Linked DNA regions of Mus musculus: region 2 is linked to region 1. A link is a loop called in an ENCODE intact Hi-C map of the cell type or tissue named here. Cell type or tissue: heart. All regions are shown on one strand.

Region 1 (2,500 bases):
TATGGACATCTTAAGAACACATAACACAAGTATCTTTATTTAAGAATGTGAGATCAGTCTGTGTTCAGCACAGTATTATTGTGGGCTTTTATTCATAAATTGCTCTTAAAGCATATAGAAAGAGAACAGAACAAAAAAGTATGGTAAGAATTTTTTGAGAATATTTTTCCTAAGATTGTGTGTGTGTATATGTGTGTGTGTCTGTGCATGTGTATACACATACACACACACACACACACACACACACACACACACACACACATATATATATATATATATATATATATATATATATATATATTTGTGCTTGATATATATGTATTACTCATTAAATGTATTCATTAAAGTTGATGTAATGCTCCTTCACGGTTATTGTTTTTAAAGCTGTCCTCTTTTGAATAGCTTGAAGGTCCTTCAGGAATTGCAAGCTCTGTTGTGAAACAGAATGTTCATATCGTCCTGTTACTCTTTGGCTCTGCTAGTTCGCTGATTAAAATAGGCTCACGCGCAGGACGCTAATCTCTGTTTATAGAAAATAGCAAACAGATGGAGAAGCAATGATGAGTAAAAATAGACCCTTTCCTCCAGCAGATCTTTTAACACATAGATGTCAAGAAAGCCAAGAAGTCAGTGAAACCTAGTCTGGTGTTCCCTACACTACCCTGAAGTGACAAATCGCATAATGACAGGGATCCGTTTGCTCCTGAGGCAACAGCTAAGCGGGACTTCCAGTACTTTCTATTATAGGTGGCTTTTTCATTGCAACCTCCATTTACTTGGCAGGGCCTCTGGAATCTCTGACTGGAACTCTGAATGAACACTCCTCTTGTTTGAATCCTGCTGATCCCCCAACTGTAACTGGATCAGCTGACATCACCAGTGTGCTGAGCCCTGTGAAATGTCTCTGTAATTGGACTCCACTCTTGAGTCAGAGCTTGGTAAACCCTGGAGAGGCGCTGTGGTCCGCGTGCTCAGCATGACTCATGCCTCTAGTGCCTGGAGACTGTTGCTATGTGAGACTTCCTGTTAAGTGTTTACTTCTTACAGTGGGTTTGTCCTGTCCCAAGAGCTATTTGGATTTGGTATGCGGGGTGGGGTGGGGTGGAGTGGGGTGGAGTGGAGTGGGGGCAGGGGCAACTAGGGCAAAGGATTTGCCTTTTTCTTCTGAAAACAAGGATCCTGGGAGAGTCAGCTCTGAGTTAACTTCCTTAAATGGTCTGGCAGCTCATGTTTACAGGAAGAGGAAAATCTGGGAAATGCTGATAGAAGTCATAAATGCAAGGAGGGAAAAATAGCATAGTTGAGGTCATATGCAGGTGCCTGAGGGTTATTTTTTTTTAATGCCTATTTGTGTCATTCTTATGCCAAACATGCTTTAAATTATTCAAAATGGTTTTATTTAGACTGCTTTTAAAATTAAATAAACATTTTAAAGTTTTCAGTCAAAACTCTTCTGTGACAAATTAAGGAACATTGAAGAAAAGGCATAGAGACAACCTACCAGGTAGCACTTTACAATTGTGAAATCATTTTCTTTTCTGAATGATAGGTAGCTATAAGACACGGTGGCGGTTGAATAAACATTTAATCAAAACCAATATACGTTTATGTGAACATGTGTTTCTACACGTGGTTTTATAGATAGAAGTGGAGACTGGATAGAAGGCCAGTATATTACAAGGAAATGGGATTTGATTCTTCAACAGTGCTCAGATCATTCAGGCGTATGAATATACTGGATTGTGATGCAACCTTGGTAATAGGGAGTTCAAGCCAACTCTATTCTCAGAGTCATATGAATTCAGCTTAGTTCACATTGCCAAGGCACACTGGCAACTGCAGCTGACACAAGAGATAATCCATGTGTCAGCCAAGAACAGATAAAGAAGAGTATGAGATTCTTGGAGCTAACTCAGGCTGGGAACAGGAGAGGTGTTCATTGCTGTTCTGTAAACAGCAAAGACAGGAGCAGAATAAGGAGAATGTCATGTTGAACCTGTGAGTCACAAGACCAGAACTAAAACAAAGCCCTCGGGGGCCATATACACCCCAAGAAGCCAAAGGGGTGCTTTGGAGAAAGTCTAACTTCATTGTGCTTATAGAGTAGAGTGGTTAATGGAGCCAGCATTATGAACCTGCATATACAGCTCTTTCTTGTTCCTTCTCAAGAACAGTAGCTTTTCAGAAAGTTGAAGGAAAAAAAATAGCAAGTATTGGAAGAAGGTGTTACAGTAACTAGTACTGTATGTTTACTTTGCCTAGAAAGGATCTCATGCCATCCAGGCTGGCCTATTGAGGTTGGTCTTCACCTTTTAATCCTCTATGTGCTATTTCTCTTTTGTGAGGATTAGAGACATGATACCACCTTGCACCATTTAACGTATGTTGGGCATTGAACCCAATTGTAGAAATAATATTTCAGTATTCACAGAGCCAGAGAGGGCAATCCTCAGATTATGGGTTTTAAATGCAACCACTTGTATCATCATTAATACATACA
Region 2 (2,500 bases), 580 kb after region 1:
TCAGCCTGAACAGTGATGGCTAGATGGCTGTGATTGCTCTCCAAAACTCCTGTCCCATTTCCCCAGTCATCACTAATATACAGAGACAGAGACAGAGAGAGAGAGACAGAGAGAGAGAGACAGACAGAGACAGAGAGACAGAGAGACAGAGAGGCAGAGAGACAGAGAGAGGCAGAGAGACAGAGACAGACAGAGACAGAGACAGAGACAGGCACAGGCACAGGCACAGGCACAGGCAGGCACAGGCACAGGCACAGGCACAGGCACAGGCAGGCACAGGCACAGGCACAGGCACAGGCACAGGCACAGGCACAGGCACAGGCACAGACACAGACACAGACACAGACACAGACACAGACACAGACACAGAGACACAGACACAGACACAGACACAGACACAGGCACAGGCACAGACACACACTCAGACACAGACTCGGGAACAGACAGAGAGACAGAGTAGGGATTCAAGCTTTTAACTTGAGACAAGATTTCTTTTTTCCTCACAAACAACCAACTCTTTTTTTATATATCTCATTTCCCCCTTTTTTATTAGCTATTTTCTTTATTTACAATTCAAATGCTATCCCAAAAGTTCCCTATACCCTCCCCCTGTCCTGCTCCCCTACCCACCCACTCTCACATTTAACAACCAATTCTTACCATCATATAATATAGCAAAAAAAAATCTTTCAAGAAATAGTCATGTTCCAGGTGAGCCAATGTTCTTCACAGGTCTGAAAGAACACATCCTGATGGGAAATGACTGTGTGTTGTGTTCTTTTGAAAGGCTTATTGACAAAAACAGATGGTGCAGGTGTCTGCCTGCAGTTGTAATTGTAGTGACCTTCCTGTAACTAAAACAAACACCCAAACACCATCTCATCTCATCTCCTGGCTGCCATTAAAAGTCTTACTTTTTTTGTCCTGGAAACAAACATTTTTAAAATTTTAATAGAAAAGAAGGAATCAAGAACATATAAAAGAAGGAAACACGCACTCAGGTAGAGAGAGAGAGACAGAGAGAGGGAGAGAAAGGGAGAGAGAGACAGACAGCCATCAAATAAATAAACAGCACAAAGGCTCCTGTGGTTGTCAGGCTCAGATACTGAAGATCAGACTTAAGCAACACATGTCTGGCTGCTGAGACAGAGGGACTGGAATAAATCCAGCAAGGACACATCTGGGAGTGCCAGTGTGTGAATGCAGTTTAGCTGGCCTCCCACACAACAGGAATTCCACCAGAAGTATGTGCTCTGGGTGGAAGAGAGCAAAAATGTGTTCAGAATATCACTAAGGAGACCCAGATGCATTATCTCGGCCAGAGTGCAGAAGACAGTGCAGAGAGTGAATGGTTCCCAGACTAAAGCAGACAGTGTGCTTTATTGACATTGGTGGAGCTGGGCATCGGAAAGAAGGGACGAGAAATACTCAGTATACTGAGAAGGATGAGACGCTTGAAAGCATCAGGACATATTTCCGGAGCTTTCAAAACCAATAATGTCTGTGGCATTTTGCAGGCAAAGAATGATCAAATTAAAGGCATTTTAATCTTCCTGCTCCAGGTTTTGGCTGTCATAAGTTCACCTTTAAAATATCAAGGCAGTTGCTCCTCCTGAGTTTGCTTCTCTATAACAGGTTGTTTTTATAACCAACATACAATTTTCAGAATGAGTTTTGGTGCAAGAAATATATTTGATCTTACAGTTACAAAAGTGTTTTTGGCTTCCAGACTCACTTTGAAAGAAGACACATGTGTGGGCTATCATGTGTGTTTATTTGCAGAGCTTTGATCTTTTAAAATGTGTCTTCAGTAGCTTAGTTCTGCTTAAATACTCCTAAATTTTACCATTATAAATAAATAAATATACATACATTTATATTTGTGTTTTATCATTTTTTAATTCACAGTTTAAATAAAAATATATCTTTCCATTAATACAGAAAAATAGTTGTAGATATGAACATACATTTCAAATAGTCATCCTCCCACAAATTACATGTCTAGTCAAAGGGGACTTAACAAATCCAGCAAAACGCTTTTCTGAACTGTGTCAATTCTGTTTACCTGAGACATTTTAGTAGTTCATTCTCTCAGTTGGATGCATATTAACATGTATAAGCTAGCTGTGACATCATATATCAATTTAAATTTTTATAGTGTATAGCTTTATTTTTTATTAGATATTTTCTTTGTTTACATTTCAAATTTTATCCCCCTTTCTAGTTATCCCCTCAAAAAAAATCCCCATACCCTCCCCCTCCCCCTGCTCCCCAACCCATCCACTCCCACTTCCTGGCCCAGGTATTCCCCTATACTGGGGCATAGAACCTTCACAGGACCAAGGGCCTTTCCTCCCTTTGATGACCAACTAGGCCATCCTCTGCTACATATGCAGCTAGAGACACGAGTCCCACCATGTGATTTCTTTGGTGGTTTAGTCCCAGGGAGCTCTGGGGTTAGTGGTTAGTTCATATTGTTGTTCCACCTATGGGGTTGCAA

What was found. A loop is a pair of places that touch in the nucleus more often than their neighbours do. Peaks named below come from ENCODE experiments on the same cell type or tissue, not always from the same donor. Only the 100,000 strongest peaks of a DNase experiment are listed, where the experiment ranks them.
Region 2: it touches region 1 in a loop (14-fold over the local background); 3 of 42 quality-filtered maps call a loop at or near these places.

The regions. Positions count from the first base shown.
Region 1 is chr13:4,770,684-4,773,183 of GRCm38, forward strand. No RefSeq gene overlaps it. Among named protein-coding and RNA genes, the nearest start is that of Gm40658, 46 kb to the left of the region's middle. In heart, a CTCF peak has its summit at 951; DNase peaks (open chromatin) are centred at 968 and 1,888; H3K4me3 peaks cover 853 bases; H3K27ac peaks cover 1,580 bases.
Region 2 is chr13:5,346,919-5,349,418 of GRCm38, forward strand. No RefSeq gene overlaps it. Among named protein-coding and RNA genes, the nearest start is that of Gm40659, 89 kb to the left of the region's middle. In heart, no CTCF peak of the experiment used is centred here; DNase peaks (open chromatin) are centred at 793 and 1,193; H3K27ac peaks cover 554 bases.